Regions from separate parts of the Mus musculus genome. Here region 2 is linked to region 1. A link is a loop called in an ENCODE intact Hi-C map of the cell type or tissue named here. Cell type or tissue: left cerebral cortex. All regions are shown on one strand. Links, peaks and the distances in the headings refer to the core of each region. The heading gives the core; the rest is flanking DNA. Region 1 holds the start of Rhoc (ras homolog family member C). Region 2 holds the start of Capza1 (capping protein (actin filament) muscle Z-line, alpha 1).

Region 1 (9,792 bases), core at 617-8,616:
CCCAGCTGTGTCCCACAGAGCCAGCTCCACCTGACACACAAGGCTATTGAGCAGTTGGCCTGAGGGCCCCAACCCTACCACCCTGAGGCCCTCTGAAATCACTCATCCTATAAGCTAGCTGAACAACATCTTAACTGCTCGCTATGTGCTGGGTTGTATTGATCAGTCACAAAACCAATGATCCACTTCTCTTAAGATCTAAGATGGGTTTGATCTTGGTGTAGTATGAGCTGCCACTGTCAGCAGCATTTAGTTCTTAGGACAACCCTTTGGGAGAAGTCTCACTCTCATTCACATTTTGCAGTAGGGAGAAGTTAAGCCCACAGGCAAAAGGGACTTGGCTCAGATTCCAGAGCCAGTATGTGGTCCAACCAGATAGTGCATCCAGGTTTTCTACAGTTCCAGTTTCACTTCCTAACTTCTGCTGGTTCCAGCAGGGAAATAAAGAAGGAGGTGGGTGGTAAGGAAGGACATCCATGGGCCCCGTGTGACTGGGGGAACAGGCTTCCCAGCCAGGAAAACAAGAAATACATGGCTTTCACCTGCTTGCCATCCACTTCGATGTCGGCTATATAGTTCTCAAAGACGGTAGGCACGTAGACCTCTGGAAACTGATCTTTGCTGAAGACAATGAGGAGGCAGGTCTTCCCACAGGCACCGTCACCCACAATCACCAGCTTCTTTCGGATCGCAGCCATGGCTGAAACTGGCAGGCAGGTGGCAGTGGGGATTTGAGGAGGGGAAAGCCAGTAAATTCAATAACACTTATCTAGCCACCCACCCCCTCAAGCCTGCCTAGAAACCACAGCATCCAGCAAAGGAAGAGAAGAGGGTTCGCCAAGGCCTGTTCTTGCCAAGAACCAATCCTGCAGGCAGAAGACCTTACAACTTCATCTCTCCAGCTGCCTGTTAGGTGGATGGTGGCCTTCCCATTTGAAAACAAAACAAAAAACTCTTTATTGGCCGAGGCACATACACATGTGGTGGTAAAAGACAAGTCAGTCTACCTTTGCATGGGGTCCTGGAATCAAACTCAGGTGACTATGCTTGCTTTGCAAGCACCACGCCCACTGAGCATCTCCCGGGTCCCTCTCGCTGACTCCGGGCCTTCCTGACATAAGCAGGAAACTGAGGCTCAGTGTGGTTTAGACAAAAGTACAGGGACAGCTCTCAAAACAGGACTTTGTGATGCAGTCTGTCTTGCCTACATGGCACTTCACAGGTGAGAGCAGAAGTGGGAGAAGCTAAGCCAGAGGCCAGTGGAAGCAGGCTGGCTTCCCTGACCCACCCCCTTCCCTTCCCCAAAGTCTCAAGTCACACAAAGAAGGCTCAGTCCTGGCAGCTCACGGTCAGGCAGCCTGTTCCGCTGCCTCCCCACCACCACCACCACCCATCCCCTTTTCTGGGCCTGGCAGCAACACTGGGTCACTCAGCCCCTGACAGGGGACAATGACCACACTGTGGGGAGCCACACATCTATCACAGCATTGCTGTGACGGAGCTAAACCCACTCGGGAATCACCTCCACCCACTCTCTGGAACAGCCCCTTCCTCCTTGTGACCAGCTGACCCTTAGGCCCAGCAGACACCTCCCTGTGACTCAAGATAAGGAAGGAGTCAGCTTCTCAGAGTTTATATGTGTCCTACACCCCAGCACACGTGAACGAGCAGTTCAGACCACAGGGAGCTGACCGGGTCAGTGAGGTCTCCAGACCTACACAGCCTGGCAAGGATCATGCCAGACAGAGTAGAGATGAAGCGAAGGCTGTGGGGGAGGGAACCAGAGCCTGGGCTGGGAGGAGCCTCCAAAGAAAGGACTAGTGAGGATCAGTCTAAGCTTTTGACCAGGCAGGGAGCAGTTAAGAAGGGCACAGTAACCTGAGCTCAGCCCCAAACTTGGCTTTGCCTTTCAGTCCCACATCCTGTCTGGCTCTGCTCAACTCTTAGCTCCCTACAAACCACCTCAAACCCTGGCCTGTGCCTGCCTTTTAGGAAGCAGAGTACTCCAGCCCCAGGCTGATTCTTTTCAGCATCAGGCGCCTGGGTGGTTCCTCCCTCCCCTACACCTACACACACACACACACACACACACACACACAAAACTGGGATGTGAGGAAAGAGGACATGAGTCACAGAGAATTTATAGGAGTTGCGTATGCACAGCCACACTTACCACCCCCCATCTCAAGGGGCTTTCCCTGGTACCCCCGAAAGACTGGGAAGAAGGCATTCGCTATGCTGCATATCTCCTTCAAAAATGAGGTCTGAGAGGTATATCCAGGTAACCCACAGGATTTCCTCCAACTTCCCCACCTACTCCCATTAATTCAACCAGTCTAGCTGTACACAGGCTGGCGGGGACAGCCCCAAGCCAGGGTGGGCAGTGTGGATGGAGCGTGATCCCTAGGACACTTAAACACTAGTCACATCCCCATGCGTGAGCCCCGGCTGTCCCACAGCAGCAAGGCGGCTGAGCATCTGATGGTGGGAGGCAGAGGCCGGAACTTCGTGGCTGTGTTAGAGCCTCCAGCTCCGAAGACTTTGCATCTAGGCTCTGCTTAGGCCAGAATAATTGGGGACTCAGGCCAAGCCGGGACATTAGGCCGAAGGCCAACATGGCATGGATGGCCTGGCTAACACTCCCTGTGAAAGGCGGCTCCAGCGGAACTGCCCCACTAACCCTAAGAGAGACAACGAAAACTTCACCCAGGGCCGGGAGAGGGGTCTGGAACTTCTGGGACCTTCCCTAGGACAAGCCACTAGCCTTCCTTATTCTCTTGATTTCCCAGGTGATCCAACAGGCCTTTGTACTCTGCTCCCCCCGAGATCTAGGCGAGGAATCACTCTTCGGGCAACACCTTTTCCTTAACTTTAAAGCCAGAAGTCAAGGAAGAGCTGGACTCCAGCTTTCAGCCCAATTCCCTAACACTCCCTAACTTCCCAAGAGGGTACGAGGAAGAGTTGGGGATTGGGGTGTTTTGTTCTTCCCCACCCCCCTTCACTCTCAGACACATATACACAACACAGGAGCGGGATCTTTCCTAGTCTTCTCAACCTCTCAGCTCAGATCAGCTCCAAAACCCGTCTAGGGCGGCGTCCAGACCCGCCAAGCAGTAGCAGCCTCCAGTGGTCACATCCCATCCCTATTCCCGCCATTCCCCATCCCAGGCCAGAACTCCCACCCCTAGCCAGCCTGAGGCCCTGTTTCTTACTCCCTGCCCGGAACTGGAGCGTCTGGGTTGAGTCGCTCACGGAGATCTAAGTGTGTCCCTGGCCCAGCTAGGGAGGTCCAGAAAGGAAAGACTCAGAAAGGGAAGGACTCTGGGCTCTGGTTCGAGAGCTTGGAAGGCTAGAGCGCCTGGCCCACAGCTTGGGGCGCTCTCTCTTGCCTGGCCCGGAACACCCCCCGCCCCCCAAGCCGCTCCCGGAGCGATCCGGGAATCGGGAAAGTGCTCTCCTCCGAGGTCAGTTCCCACGACGCCTCGCCACCCACCAGCTGGGGCCCCGGTACCTTGGGCTCCACCGCCTCCAGCTGCGCGGCCAGTGCCGGAGGCTGAGACTGACCCGGGCCCCGCCCCACTCTCCAGCACCGCTCTGGGGCGGGTCCATCAAGGGAAGGGGGGGGGGGTCGACGGGGGCGGCCCTTAGCTTGGCCCGCCTCCGCTCCCGGCCCCGGGCGGCCGCAGGTCACCCCGGCTGAGGACCCGGCAAGGGGCGTAGGGCTGGCTGGAGCTGGAGGAACTGTGCCCGGAGATGTCTGGATTGCTGGGTGGTGAGCGGGCGGGTGGGACCCCGGATAACTCGGCCTCTGCCCCACTTCCAACCCGTGGGGGGCGGACCAGCTTCGGGAAAGTTGAGCGGCTTCCAGGGTGGGGTCAGCGAGGGCCACTGCTGCCCTCGCGTGGCCATCCAGACCTCGAAGCTCCAGTATTTCCTACACCCTACCCGTGACCGAGGGGATGGGTTATACAGAAGCTGCCCACTCTCTTATCCAGGAATCACTGCAGTAAGTGCAACGTGACGCTATCCAGAGCCCTGGAGACCTTTTGTGATCTGCAGTCCCCAGCCACCATCGCCTTAAAAGTCCCTTCCTTCCTTCGCTGGGAATTTCCCGACGTCCTGTTAAGAGCACACTCCTGGAAGTGCTGCCGTGTCCTCAGCTGGAAACTGACCTCACACTCCTATTGTATTGTTGTGCTGTTGATCCCAATCTGAGGTGTTACTTACCTGATCCTGTATCTCCTTCCTTATAAAGAGCCAAAGAAATGGGTGTATAAGGAAATCTACCAATGCTTTATTTACTAGTGCTGGATACTTTAAACACACAGGTCTCTAACTCTGGAATAAGTTCACCCATACCCGTTCCCTTTTGCCTGTAAAGAAAATGAAGCCCAGAGAAGTGGTTTCTCACTATTTGTGACAGCAGGAATTTCCAGTGAGGTGAGCCACGATGACACACAAGAAGCAAAGGCAGATGGATCTCTATGAGTTAATTCCAGGCCATCCTGGGCTACAAAAACTAAATCAGTCAAATTTACAAGCAGGCCTGTGAGGCACCCAGGCAGGTGCTGGCTGCCTGCTGCCTGCCATGCTCCCCCTCCTACCTGCCCTCTGTACCATTCAACCAAACTCTGCTCGTCATAGGTTTCAACAAGTATTTCCCAGAATAAATGTATGTCATATGGAGTCTACTGCAGGTGCAGCTGGCCGGGTGGTTCATGCCTGTCATCTCAGCACTCCCGAGGGGGCAGAGTTACCACAAATTCCAGGCCAACATAGGCTGTGGAGTGAAGCTGTCTCAAATCCAGGCAGACAACATACGTAGACACTCACTCAGGATTGGAAGCATGGACCATACATTTGATAAATCATATAACTGAGGTGAAGGGTGTTTTGTCCACCAGGCCTCTGAATTCATTCAGTAAACATTGGTTGAATGTGAACTGAAAACTATGTACTAACCATGAAACTCTGCCTTCAGATAACGTATAGTCTAGCCCAGCAGTGGTGGTGCATGCCTTTAATCCCAGCTCTTGAGAGACCAAAGCAGGAGGATCTCTATGAGTTTGAGGCCACCCTAGTGTCCCAAAACTACTTAGCTAATTCTAGGACAGCCAAGGCTACACAAAGAAACCCTATCTTGAACAAAACATAGATAAAAATAAGCAAACAAACTTACAGTCTAAATGAAGAACAGACAGTCGAACATAGCTAACAGTTCTTGAAGCTTTATTATGTGAACCTTGTCCTTCCCCACCCATACCATGTTTAGTTCTTACGAGGCATTATTGTTATCTACAGTTTAATGAGGCGTGGAGGCTCAAAGAAGTTAGTGTTTGGGGGTCAAAACACTCAGACTTACAAGTCCCTGCTCTTGGGGCTGGAGAGATTGCTCATGGTTAAAAGCACTGGCTGCTCTTCTAGAGGACCTTGGTTCAATTCCCAGCACCCACATGGCAGCACACAACTGTCTATAACTCCAGTTCCAGGGAGTTTCAGTTCCAACACCCTCATACAGACACATGCGCAGGCCAAACACCAATGCACATGAAACTAAAAATAAATTAAAAAAAAAAAATAAAGAGTCCCCTGCTCTTAATGGCTACTTCCCATTGGCTCCTCCTACAGACAGTTATAATCCTGGAGGTAATTGCCTTGGCAGCATCTAGGGGCTGTAGGGTACTCAGTCCTGGAGAGCAGATGAAATAGTCAAGAAAAGGTAGTGTGGGATATAAACTAAGTTGGAGCTATGACAAGCCAGAGTTTGGAGGCAGGAGGGTGGTAAAGATAGTGAAACAGTAGCTGGAATCACATTATGAAGGTTCTGAGATGCCATGCTCAGGACTTTAACCTTAGTTCTCTTCTGGGCATAACAATGAGTCACTGAAGTTAGGAAGTTGGTGTAATAAAGTGCTAATGTGGTGATGAGGAAGGCAGAAAAGAAATAAAGGTAAGTATGAAAGAGCTTTAACTGATCAACAAACAGTATAGTCACACATCCATTCCTTAATAGAGATGTTATAAGGATTGTTGCTAGGGAATTTCATCATTGTGTAAATAGCAGTAAGTGTCCTCACACAAACCTAGATGATCCAACCTAGGACACAGCTCGGCTACATTGTATATACCATCATATAGACAGCTGATTTCCGGAAACATTACATGGACTGCATGACTGAAGTAGCCAAGAATTGTGAAGCCAGGTGTGATCAATGGCTGCATTACTAACTTGCGCAGCCATGATGATACCCACTGAAAGGATGAAACAGGAGAATTATTTATGGGGGAAATTCATGAATTCAGTTTAAGGTGTGTGGAAGTAACAGAGTTCTGTGGAGGAGATGGCTGGCATGTGTGGGCTCAAAGCTCAGCAGAGGTTTGGGCTAGACACCCAGGCTTGGCAGACATCGACAGATGGAAGAAGCCACAGATGGGGCCACTCGTGGCAAGTATGTGAAGTGGAAAAAGGGGGACAGCAGGAGAATCTGGGCAAGTCACACTCTTTAGGAGTGTTCTGGTGTTCTTTCCATTGCCCACTTTTCAGGGTCTGGTCAAAGCAAATAATGACACACAACGTTTATCCATCTGGTTTATTTGCCAGTTGCTGTAATTTTGGATCTAGCAGGCATCCCTTTGTTCAAATGGCCACTCTCGAGTCAGGGACACAACTTCCGTGTTTGGGCAGGAGAAGGGTGATAGTGGAGAGGCTGGGGTGGCATTGAGAGGGATGGGGCTGAGCCCATCAGGAGTAACTGCTGCCTGGCCCGCCCAGGGGGATGACGAAGACCGAGATGTCATCCCCGGAACCCAGCTTGTTGTTTGGGAGACGCCAGCCACGGTCCCGGGGGATTCCCCGGGCCCCCAGGACCAGAGCTTGGGCCAGAGCTGTATACCTGCCAGGAGTACATGTGTACATTCATGTACCAATACGTATATGAGAAGACAGATACACGGGCCCACATGTGGGTCTCCGGGCTTCTTTTCCCTTTGCCCCTTCCTTCACCAGGACTACCCCCCCCCAACACCTTGCCAGGCAACCCCCTACCTGCTGGGATCATTGGGCTCATAGGATGACAGCACCCTGTCCACAGTGGCAGCTACCTCAGAGTCATTGGTCACATCCCACAAGCCATCTGTTCCCAGGACCAGCACATCATCTGGACAGTGCTCATACTGCGTCAGATCATACACTCGTACCTGGGAGGCGGAGAAAGAGAGAGGGGCTGGTGGTGTTCATGAGGAAAGGAGGTTGGAGATAGAAGCCAGCCACAGCCTCCTAAAAGGAAAGAAGGTGTGCTCACTTCAGGAAAGCAGGAGAGGAAAGGCTTGATGGACAGAGTAGAGCTGCAGACCTTAAGGTTGTGGTCTCCCAAGCCCCGTGTCACCCCAATGGTAGCCATTACCCGGGCCTGTGGAAATGAGAAAGAACGCTGCGATTTAGTTCCTCTCTCAGACTCACTGAAACCATAGCGTCCACCCACACCTACTGTCTGGTGAGACCTCCACCTCCCTGGATCCCTGGACAAGCAGCGATGGGTCTTCCTGCCCTCTCCCACCTCTACCTCAGGGTTTTACCTTTTTGCCCTCCCCACAGACCAGAGGAAACCTGAGATCCTCCACCTCAATCTTTTTGTAGGCCCTGAGGAGGGAGGAGTAGAGGAGGCATCACGCGGGTGGCAAAGCCCCTACCCCTAGGAACAGCAACCCCCCCGCCCCCAAACCCGTCCAGGAGTGGCCATCTTTCCCAACTTCCAGCCTGACCCAGCCTCCAGCGTCCACCTACTGCTGGTGAAGGACTGGTGACTTTGCCATGGGAACGGCCCCAGCTCTGAGGGAAGTTACCAGCCAGTCATATTCTGGTCCCTGTACAGCATCCTCTGCCCTAGTTCCTTGGGCTGAACTCTTCGGGGAAATTCAAGGTGGGTGAACTCACTGCCCAGCAGTTCTGGTTTCAGGAAGCCCTGAGGTTAGGAAGGGCCAGACAGGAGAGAGGCCATTTCATTTATATCGCACCCTTAGCCAATGTGTAGCTCTTAAATTATAACTAAACCTTAAAATTTACTGCAGGCCACACACTCCTCTAATATTAGCATGAATGGACTCATTCGCCCCTCACAGAAGCCAGCAAAGCACAAACAATTGAGTAAGGGGCTTGTCAGAGGTCACACAATTAGCAACATAGGATTCAACCCCAGGTAATCAGGATAGAGAGACCACAAGAGAGGATGCACGAAGATAACACACCCTTGCTCCGGCCTTTGTTATTCTCACCCCCGCCCCCACCTCTGACTCTACTTCCTTCCTGGGGCTACACAGACAGCCCAGGCTCCTTCCGGCTGCATTACCCCTTCAGCTCACCCAACACCCCACAGACGTCCACGCAGCACCTTCCCAGGAAGTTCCCAGTGGGAAGCTTTGAAAGGCTTGAGAGGAAAGACCAGGGATAGGGATTTTAGCCCCTGCTTACAAGCAGCTGAAGACGCTGGCGCTCCGTCTCTGGTGTGAACTCCCGGGACATCGGAATGATCTCCCCATTTCGGACAATGATGGCCCTGCCCAGAGACAGAAAGAGTCTGGACCTGGCTTTCTCGGTCTGAGTGGAGAATTCCATGCAGGAGGACCAGGCCCTCCCCATAATGAGCCTGATGATGTCTTGCCTGGGTCCTCATCTCTCCGTCCCCCGTGGATATGGCAACCTTTCCTTATATCTTACTGATCACTGCGGTCTTTAATACTTAACCCAGCACCCCTTCACTCTCTGCATTCCCCTCATCCTAGGGAGGATGTTCCCCTTTTACGGCCACTCTCAAAGCCCTCTTCCCACTCACCTGCTGTCACCTGCGTTAGCCACATACATCTTGCCTAGCAGGTACAGCACCACTAGTGCACAGCAGCCCCCTTCCACTTGGTGGCCACGCCGCTCCCGAGCCATCTGCTCATCCTGCCAGGTGAGGAAGGGTCAAAGGAAACAGAAAAACCTGCGGCACATAGTCACCTACTCCACCTTGCACCTCTCCAGGCCAGAGTGGAAGAGAAGAGGACCACACAGGGTAACAGGACCAAGCTCCGCTCAGGCTCTCAAAGGCAGTGTGGATTCTAGGGTTCACCCACCCACCTCCACCTCACAGTGTTGACTAGAATGCCTACTTAGCACATTATTGGCCTAGGCCATCCACTCACCATGAGATGGAAGGCATTCTCAATGGCTCCTACTATCAGGCTGTCATGGGTCACTTCCTTCTGTGGAGACCAGCAGGATTGAGGGCTAACCAACTGTGAAGGACTGGGGGCTCCTGGGGTTCCAGGAGTGGATGGGAGACAGAGGGGAGGCGGCAAGGGATCCTTAAGTATTTCTACTAGATCCTTGAGCTGTTCCCGGATGTGGCGATGCAGGAGCCGGGAGGCCATTTCAGCTGCTCCTCCACCAGCGTGCCCATCAAACAGGCCCCAGTAGTAAAAGCAGAAGCCCTGGTGAAGAAAAAGTTGGAAGTCGGTAGGGATGGAGGGAGACAGGGCAGGTTAGCAGCCATATAACCATCACATGGGAGATCTGAGTGTGATATCAAGGCAATTTAGATCTATTCACTTATTCATGCACAGCCTACTGTGTCAAGAGAAAGAGGAGCCAAGTTCAAAACATGAAGAATGCAAAGGTCAGTACTGATTAGTTTAATCATCCATAAGTGCATGAACAGTCACATGTGAAATGGAATAGTAAACTTTCCTAGCAGAACTAATCAAATCGAAGCCACTTAGGGCTTCTGTGACAGAGGGAGAACCTCCACACCTCTC
Region 2 (9,792 bases), core at 1,007-9,006, 76 kb before region 1:
CTGGACTACAGAATAAGTTCAAGCCAACTAGCTTACAAGAGATCCTGTTTATAAAGTAATAAATTCTGTACATTCAGATTCTCTTGAAACCATTTGAAAAGTGGAAAAATTTGATAACAGTAGTTATAGAATAACCCATGACATTAATTTCCACGTGAAGGACTGATGTTTACATACTTGTGCATGTGTAATGCACATGTGTGTGAAGGTCACGGGTCTCTTCAGTCACTAAACCTGGAACTCATTTGTTTGGCTGGTCTAGCTGGCCAGCGAGTTCCAGCTCCCAGAGCTGGAATGCCAGGCGTGCAAGCATTCCTCACCTTTACCTGAGTGCTGGAGACCTGAAGGCAGGCCTTCATGTTTACAGGGCAAGCATTTTACTGACTACGCGTCATCTCCCCCCCCCCCCGCACCCCCCCCTCCCCGGCCTCATTCATTTTGAAATAATAACGTAGGTGCTTTGATCATTAAACTTCTAATCCATCTCAACCAACCCTCCCTCCCTGATTCCAGTATGCAGGGTATTTTGGTTTTTGTTTTTAATTATTACACTTATGTGTTTATGAGTGTGCAGGCACACAAGAGTAGTGATCAGAGGACTTGCAGGAGTTGGTTCTCTCTTCCCACCATGTGTCAAGTCATCAGTCAGCCTTGGCAGCAAGCACCTTCACCTGAGCCGTCTACCATTCTGTATACAAGTTTTCAATATGTAGTAAATGAAGTCGGGCATGGTAACTCACCCCTGTAATCCTAGCACTCAGAGGTAGAGGCAGGAGAACCACCTTGGGTTCAAGGCCAGGTTAGACTACATAATGAGACCCTATCTCAAAAAGAAACCTAACATGTAATAAATACTACCACTCGCTCTAAAAGATGACAAGGAAACATGGTATTTCTCAAACTTGTTTCTAAGTAACTTTTTCCCACTATCAAACACATTTTGGAAATCCTAACAAATACTTATAGATTTGTAAATATATAAACAATTTTTAAATGAGTATCAAAATAGAGGTGAAGAAAATAGAAACTACTTACAAATATTAGTCCAGATATCAAAGAAGATGTCCCTGTAAGTGCCACATAGAACTTGGGTGTCAGTGAACTTAAAAACCCTGTCACTGTTAAAAGAGAAAACATTAAAGTTTTTACAAAGTACAAATTTTAAGTCCATTGCAATCATGCAAGTATGTTTCAGCAGATGGAGGTAAGCAGTAAAGAAGCCTGGGCTCTGATGAGGCTATGTTCAAATAAGCCTATAGACTAAAAATACTGCAGGTAAAAAATGTAAGCTACATCACTAACCTTCCAGCTGCCATTACTTAGCAACACAATGTCCTGGATAGCACTGCTTGTCTACTCTCCACTTTGTATGAATGCAAGTGGGAAGCACTGGCTTACTGTTGCTGCCCAGTACCATAGAGATCATAATGCTAGCTTGGGAAAAGATCAAAATCCAAAAGTTCTATGGAATGCAGACAGCTTTCCCACTATTGCAAAGCTCAAAAATTCTAAGCTGACTGCCCTAAGTCAGTAACTGTCAACATTAATACCTAAAGTGAAATTAATTTGAAAAAGTTCTTAAAACAAAAGTGGGGGCTGGCAAGATGGCTCAGGGGTTAAGAGCATTGACTGCTCTTCCTAAGGTCCTGAGTTCAAATCCTAGCAACCACATGGTGACTCACAACCACCCATAATGAGATTTGACGCCCTCTTCTGGTGTATCAGAAGACAACTACAGTGTACTATATATAATAATAAATAAATATTTGGGCTGGAGCAAGCAGAGACTGAGAGAGTGGAGTTGACCAGAGCGAGCAGTGGTCCTAAAAATTCAATTCCCAACAACCACATGAAGGCTCGCAACCATCTGTACAGCTAGAGTGTACACACATTAAAATTAATAAATTTTTAAAAAGTGACTTTAAGTTTCCATTGTCTGATATCTTAAGAATCTTCTCATGGATATAAAAGTGAGGTTTTACACTGTTGTTTAGTTAAATAAGAAGTAAATCAAGGGCTGGTGAGATGGCTCAATGGGTAAGAGCACCCGACTGCTCTTCCGAAGGTCCAAAGTTCAAATCCCAGCAACCACATGGTGGCTCACAACCATCTGTAATGAGATCTGACTCCCTCTTCTGGAGGGTCTGAAGACAGCTACAGTGTACTTACATATAATAAATAAATAAATCTTTAAAAAAAAAAAAAAGAAAAAGAAAAAAAAAAAAAAGAAGTAAATCAAAATGAGTGTGTACAGGGCCCTAGGGTCAATATCTAGGGTCAAAGAAAGAAAAAAGAAAATCAAGTCACAGTGAGATAATTTAGCCTGCTTTTCTGAAAATCTAAAATACAAGCTGTAAAAGTAAGTTAGACTAGAACTTCAGCAAATATATAAGAATAAAAAGCTAAATGCACTTTCACAACATGGTCTAAGATAGTCCAGACTGGTCTCAAACTTACTATGTAGCTGAGGCTGGCCTTTAACAACTGATATATCTGTACTGTACTTTCAGTAGCCCAAGTACTGGGATCACAAGCATGTGTCAGCATTCCTGGTTTAAAGCCAGGCTAGCTAGTATATGCCTCTAAATCCACCACTTAAGAAGTGGCTCAAGGGATCAGGATGTCTTGGCAACATCCTGGCCTCAAAGCAACAAGAAGAAGTAGAAAAATAAATGACAAACTCGATGAATAGCACTTTAATGAGCACACAAATTACCATTAAACACTTCACCAACCTATTACAGACAAATTAGACAGTATGTGGTACCAATACTCTAAAATACAAAAAGCATTTTAGAACATTATCCTATGGTCTTTCATGTCATCTCATGAGACAGAAAAGGGAGACCACTGCCTTCTCAAAGGACAGAAAAATTAACAGTGTCACCATCTAACAGAAATATTTCACCAGGCAGTGGTGGCACACAGCCTTTAATCCCAGCACTTGGGAGGCAGACGCAGGCGGATTTCTGAGTTCGAGGCCAGCCTGGTCTACAGAGTTCCAGGACAGCCAGGGCTACACAGAGAAACCCTGTCTCGAAAAACCAAAAAGAAGGAAATATTTCCATCTTCTTCTGAGGCTGCAGCAAAAAATACTGCAATAACGCCACAAAAGATCCAGGAGTCCATCTTTTCATCCTACCTACGGCCAGGGAATAGTATTTGCAGAATCCGCACAGGTCAACACTGCTTACAAGTTTTTATCTTTGGCCCAGGCTACATGACAAACATTGTACAACTGCCGAAGGAAAATATTAAACAAACCCACCGTTGTCTGCACTTCTCTCTCCTCTCCCTTTCCTAGACTATCTTATTACTCACAATAAAAATATTACGAAAAACGTCTCTTAACCGAACTGTCTTACAATAAAAGTATGGTCCACTAAAATCATAGCATTTTCTATCGTGTATGACAGATGTGCTTATCTTGCTTTTCTGGGTGTGAGTTCTTTTAAGTTAGGCAGCTGGGAAACTCTGAGGTACGACTTTTCAAGGGGCCCTGCAAACGATAGGAATGTCTATAAACTGTGTGTACACATCTGGGAATGCTCTCTTCTGTCCTACTACCTGGAGCTTGCAGCGTGTCAGGTAGCTTTTCCTGTGGTAGCGTAGACAGAATAGAGAGGGCGAACCTTCAGCGATCTAGGGAGGGGCCGGGAAACTGCAGCACGGTTCTAACAATCAGCTGCCGGGTGGAGGTGGCCCAAGCGACAAAAATAAACCCACTGGAGCATGCAACACCAATTTCCTTCTGCAAAGCCCTCCATGTCTCCCCGAGAATCTCTGATCTTTGGCACTTGTCCCCGACTGTCCGGGAGGTTTGGGCCTCTCACCCGCTGTCACGTTGTCACACAGCCTCAGCGGGACCCTCAGAGCGTAAAGCAGCCCCAGCCCCGCCAGGAACCACAGCGTGGACCCAGAGTTCGCCAACCCGGCCTTCAGCCGCTCTTTCCAGCCCAGCGGCGGGCCCAGGCCCAAGCCAGGAACAGGTGCATGGGGACACCCCACGGCCCGCGCGGCTTCCGCGAAGTAGTCTCCGTCCGCCATCTTGCGGCTCCGGCAGGCGCCGGGACCTGGGAGGGGAGAAGGGCCGGAAACCCGGAGTCGGGAATCCTGGGATAGTGGCGGACTTGAAGCTGGCCTCTGTCTAGGCTGAGTCCTGGGGAACTGGCTGGAGATCTGGAAGGTGGCGGAGCGCGGTGGCCGACTGAGGGGCTACCTAGTCCTCTAGGAGGGCGGGGAAGCATCTGATGGTGGCGCTTATTCTTCTGGAAACGGACTCAGTGTGGCGCCGGAGGGAAGTGGTTTTTCTTCCATACGTGGTTGAGGGTAACCTGTCGCCCTGTGCCGGGGTCGGAAAAGTACTGATGTCTCAAAGAGCCGAGCAGCTCTTAGTGCCCTGGACTCGGCGGCCCAGGAGACCAACCGGATCAGAAAAACTTAGAGGTGTAGCAACTGCTCCATGACCAGAGGGAGCCCAGACGCCACGCAAGAGTCGAGGCCCGCCACCAAGCACTCCAGGACGAATGGGAAAGTGACCGGAACTCAGGGAGAAAGATGTTAAGGCTGCAAAGCCCCGAGGGGCAAGCCGACTTCCTAGAGCGCCGACTCCAGGCTGTCACACCCGCGCGGAACTGACATGGCGCCCTCTTGGCCTGAGCTTCCGGGCGGCTCCTTCCGACGGCCCCTCGGTGATTCCGCCACTCAGCTTCCTTCCCGGCCTGCCTCGCGCCGGCCCGCCGGGCTGGGCCAGAGCAGCCAAGATGGCCGACTTTGAGGATCGGGTGTCGGATGAAGAGAAGGTAAGGGGTCCGCCTCTCTCTTTTACTTCCTTCCTCGACGGGGCCCAGGGGTCCGAGCCGGCAGCAGTGAGAAACCTGGCGGTGCCCCCAGGAAGAAGAAGGTTGTTTCCCGGTGCTGGCATAGTCCCTCTGGCCCCGGGACGCTTCCTTCCTTAAAGGAGCTTTCGTCTGCCTCACGGTGGCCCCAGTCCCCCAGTCCTCAACTCTTTTCATCCTGGACAGAGCACAACCTTCTTTCAAGAGGAGACACTTTGCCTGATTGACTTTTAACTCTAGACTCTTTTCTGTAATTATAAGAGAGGAGGTGAAGGTGATGTCGGGACGTGTCAGGCAGCAGTTATTTTACCGCTTTTGGCAGTTGGGGCTCACCCCATCCCCCCATTTATAGGTATGATTGGGGTTAGTTTAGAACGAGTCACTTCCTGATCAGAGTGGCCTCCTTAACTTCCCTTTTGCTCCTCCTTCCTCAGGAAGTGATTTTGCTGTCAGGACTCCTTGTCAGGGAGGGAGAGGTCCTCTGGTGGTGTCTGTCCACCGAAATACACACCCTCTCTCATCTTTTCTCTACTACTGACGATTAAACTAATTGGATAAAAATAAATCAGTAAACCTCAAGGGATTTGCTTAAGAATTTGACCAGCACCTTTATTCCTGCCTATGCTCTCTTGTGTGAACGTTTAGCCCCAAGGTGACTCCGTCCCTTCTGTCTTAATCTTAACTATAATTTTTTTCAAAGTCTTTTGTTTTGTTTTGTTTTTTTAACTTCCTGTTAAGCAGTGAGAAATAGCCAGACGACTTTTTTTTCAACTCCAGAAAGGTTAAATGGGTCGTAAATAAACCTCACATTTAACACATTCGGTTTGGATGAAACACCCAACCTTTTTTGATGACCTACTATGGTGCTTTATAGCTGGGTATGTCAAGAGTGTCGTTTGTGTACATAGATCTTTAAAAGTGTTTTAAATACCAGGGTGTATTCCAAATTTGATAGTATAACTTTTTCTGACAACGTACATTTGCTAAACTGTCCAAAAAGGAAAGTACTTAGTTCTTCCATAAACACAGACTCTTAGGGCTGCTACAAGTTAGAATGGTCTCATTAGCTAACTTAGGGACAAGAATATGTCTTTTGTTTCCTGCAGTGACTGTTACAAAGTATGTGCTCTCCAATGTTCTATAAAATCTGCCTGGGTTCTTCGAAAAAGAAATTGGAGATTGTTGACAGGGGAACAGACTATTTTTAATCACTTCTTCAAAAAGAATAATTTAACATACACCTGTGTATGAATGAGCCACTGTCTTTAAATGCTGAAAAGGGTGCTTACCACCTTTATAAACCACTTACCAGGATCCAGGGTGGCAGTTTGTTAGTAGAGTCTTAGCATGTGCAACATCCTGTGTTTGAACTTAAGCATTAGTAGGACAAAAACTAAAAAGCCACCAAATAACACTTTAGTGTTGATTCTCTTTTTTCTTTCTTTTTTTGTTTTTGTTTGTTTGTTTGTTTGTTTTCGAGACAGGGTTTCTCTGTATAGTCCTGACTGTCCTGGAACTCACTCTGTAGACCAGGCTGGCCTCGAACTCAGAAATCCGCCTGCCTCTGCCTCCCAAGTCCTGGGATTAAAGGCATGCGTCACCACGCCCGGCTAGAGTGAATGTTTTTATTCCTTTTCTTAAGACTGGGTCGGGTTTGGCTCATATAAACATCTCATTATACAGCCAAGAGTGACCCCAACCCCTAATCTGCTTGTCTCTGTCTCTCAAATACTGCAGTTATCGGTGCATACCATCACACTTAACTTTATTGCTTAGTTTTAGTAATAGTAGAACAAGCCAGTCATAACTAGTAAATCTACCCCGGAACTTGTAATAAATTCTATTCCTACTTTAGTAAAGAGCTTTTAGTTTTTGTTTTGTATTTTTGGGACAAATTCTTGCTATGTAGTTCTAGCTGGTCTGGAACCTGCTCTGTAGACTGGACTGATCTCCAATTTGTCCTCCTGCCTCCGTCTCCCACGATTCTGGGTTTAATAGAGGTTTTTTTCTTTGTTGTTTTTAATTGACTACATTATCTTTATTGGTGTAGATAATGTGGTATAATGATACAGTAAAAATCCTTATGATTTGAGCCAGGCATGGTGGTGTATGCCTTTAATCTAAACACTCAGGAGGCAGAAGCAGGTAGATCTCTTGAGTTCAAGGCTAGCCTTGTCAACATAGTGAGTTCCAGGACTACATAGAGAGACCCTAGTAACTTGAGATTCCTGTAGTTTTATTAGATTCCTTTCCTCAGAGCTGACAGGCACATTCATATCTCTTTAAATCTATGAGTAGAAAGAAAGGGTTGCTGGGCGGTGGTGGTGCTGGTACAACATCTTTAATTCCAGCACTTGGGAGGCAAAAGCAGGTGGATTTCTGTGAGTCTGAGGCCAGCCTGGTCTACAAATTGAGTTCCAGGACAGCCAGGGCTATACAGAGAAACCTTGTCTCAAAAAGAAGGAAAAGAAAGGACTTTGTAAGACTTCTTGATTTTTGAGCTTCTTTCCTACTTTGCCTGCTTTCCCTTCTAATCTTTAGATTGATTTTAACAGATTAAAAAGCTAGGGGAAAAGGCTGGTCCTGGTGATACCTGTCTATAATAATTTCAGCTCTTGGGAGATAAAGGCAAAGAGGATTAGGAATTCATGCCCATCCTTGGCTACATGAATGAAATACTTTCTCAAAAAAAAAAAGTTTTGGGGTGTGTGTGTGTGCGTTTTGAGAAGAGATTTTACTGATTTGAATGTCTTGGGATTCATAAGCAAGTAACCCCTGATGAGGTTTACTTATTTTGATTTATTGAGACAGTCCAAATCCTGTAGCTCAAGCTGATCTGGAACTCACTATGGAGCCCAGACATAACTCCCAGTGACTCTTCTGTCTTGAGGTCATTGGTGTCAGGCTTATAGTCGTGAGCCACTATCCAAGCAGTACAAACTAATCTTAAAAATCTTTCCTGGCCTGGTGACCAAGGCCTATCATCCTAATTGCTTAGGAAGCTGAGGCAAGAGCATAGAAAAATGTAAGGTCTGTCCAGGCTACAGAGCAAATTGAAGTACAGCCTGGAAAACTTGGAGAGTCTGTCTCAAAAACTGGAAGGGAGGTGGGAGATGGACTGGCTATGTAGGTCAGTCAGTGGTAGAGCGAGCACTCACCAGTATCTGCAAAGTCATGTGGACCAGTCTGCAGGTCTGCAGGTCTTATTTGAGCATTAGTTTCTACTTTGAATTCTTGGAAAGAAATCCAGAATTTTCATTTTCTTTGTTGCTAAAGACTTCAAATGTGTTTAGTTTGGGATAGGTATGTTTTGTTGTTATTGTTTTATTTTTTAAAGTATGCATGGTGTGGTCCCAAAAGGAATAATTTAATAATCTTATCTTTGTATGTTTTGTGAAAGCCGTAAGCCCTGACATAACTTTGCCATTTGAGGCTGTTGATTTCTCTCAAGCATTTCTATAAAGGCAAGTAAATCATTTTTATAACCAGCTGGTAAAGGTTTTATCACTTTTAAAGAGGAAGGTTTTTTGGTTTTTTTGGTTTTTCTGTCCCCATCCCCCCCTTTCTTCATCGTTACCTGAAATGGTCAGAATGAGCTGTCCTAAACAAAGCAGGAAGTGAGAAGGTTAGTAACAGGCGGATAAGTGCTTCTAGTCTTATCCCTTAAATGAGTTTCTGGAAACTATTCCAGGTACCTGTGCTTTTCAGTTAACTTAGTTCCAAATGCTTACCAAGACCAAGATAGCTTAATTAGGAAGTTTGAGGTATGAGATGAGTGATGCATTTGGGTTCTCTGCCTCTCCTGTTTTCTTTATTTCATGATTCAGCATTGACTTGTTGTTGTTACTGTTGTTTTGGATTTTCAAGACAGGGTTTCTCTGTGTAGCCCTGGCTGTCCTGGAACTCACTCTGTAGACCAGGCTGGCTTTGAACTCAGAAATCCACCTGCCTCTGCCTCCCAAGTACTGGGATTAAAGGCGTGTGCCACCATGCCCGGCAATTTGTTGGTTGTTTTTTTTTTAATGTTTTATTTGTTTGTTTCCAACAATGTGAAAAGAATTCTAGGATTGAACAAAACTGATTAGCATGGTTTTTCCTTTTTAACCTAATAAATAAATATGTGCATATAACTTTAAAAATACTGAGAAGTGGATCTGTATGATTTTAATTTAGACAGAGGTCTCATTTGTAAGAGTTTGTTTGGTTTTTGTTTTGTTTGTTCCATTGGATATTTGGGTCTTGAAACAGTCCCATTCTGTAGCTCACAGTCTCCCCTCAGTCTCTGGGGACTCCTGTTTCAGCTTCATGGGTGCTGGGATTATAAGCATGTGGCTGTCACACATCACACCTGGCTTAAGGACTTCTTTTTTAAAAAAGCTTTTTTGTTTAATTGCTTTGTTCTGTTTTTAAAGCAAGAACGTAGTATGTAGCTCAAGCTAGCCTAGAATTGGTTATGTAGCCAAGGCTGCCCTTGAACTGACATTCTGTCTCAGCCTCCTGAATGCTGGAATTACAAATGTAAATTGTAAAAACTGCTGCTGCAGCCACCGCCTCCTCCTCTTCCTCCTCCTCCTTCTAGAAACAAGTTTATCAAACTATGTAGTAGAGATGTAAAAAATATAAATGGGGCAGTGAGAGATGCTTATCGAGTAAAGATACTTGCTGGACAAACCTGGTGCCTGCATTCACTGTCGGGATCACAGATAAATGTGAAGGGAGAGAAATGACCTCACAGAGCTGTCCTCTGGCATCCACACATCCACACTCCCTACCTACCTTAATAATAGCAACAGTTTTTAAATCTTGTAAATAGAAGCTGGGATTTAAGAGCTTTGTTGGAGCTTGTTAAAATCTACTTTTAGGCTGGCTATCCTCAATTACATACTTTACTAGATGAATTAAATCCCTGTAGGATGAAGTAAACTCTGAGTCTTACTTACACTGGTAACTTTCT

Evidence for each region. A loop is a pair of places that touch in the nucleus more often than their neighbours do. Peaks named below come from ENCODE experiments on the same cell type or tissue, not always from the same donor. Only the 100,000 strongest peaks of a DNase experiment are listed, where the experiment ranks them.
Region 2: it touches region 1 in a loop (8-fold over the local background); 18 of 42 quality-filtered maps call a loop at or near these places.

What each region holds. Positions count from the first base shown.
Region 1 is chr3:104,782,803-104,792,594 of GRCm38, reverse strand. Ppm1j (protein phosphatase 1J) reads right to left here. Exons shown (of 10, transcript NM_027982.2): 3 at 9,181-9,468; 4 at 8,829-8,941; 5 at 8,468-8,552; 6 at 7,843-7,961; 7 at 7,576-7,639; 8 at 7,302-7,409; 9 at 7,046-7,197; 10 at 6,577-6,893. The coding sequence ends at 6,743. Rhoc (ras homolog family member C) reads right to left here and starts at 3,561. Exons shown (of 5, transcript NM_007484.2): 1 at 3,512-3,561; 2 at 543-706; 3 at 1-30. The coding sequence starts at 698. In left cerebral cortex, for the core only: CTCF peaks have their summits at 725 and 3,895 (motif pointing left); DNase peaks (open chromatin) are centred at 2,079, 2,478, 3,555, 3,866 and 2 more places; H3K4me3 peaks cover 1,930 bases; H3K27ac peaks cover 2,875 bases.
Region 2 is chr3:104,859,350-104,869,141 of GRCm38, reverse strand. It overlaps Capza1 (capping protein (actin filament) muscle Z-line, alpha 1), which reads left to right and starts at 4,637. Exons shown (of 10, transcript NM_009797.3): 1 at 4,637-4,802. The coding sequence starts at 4,764. St7l (suppression of tumorigenicity 7-like) reads right to left here and starts at 4,636. Exons shown (of 14, transcript NM_153091.3): 1 at 3,834-4,636; 2 at 1,036-1,118. The coding sequence starts at 4,047. In left cerebral cortex, for the core only: a CTCF peak has its summit at 2,394; DNase peaks (open chromatin) are centred at 4,092, 4,674 and 5,212; H3K4me3 peaks cover 3,374 bases; H3K27ac peaks cover 1,841 bases.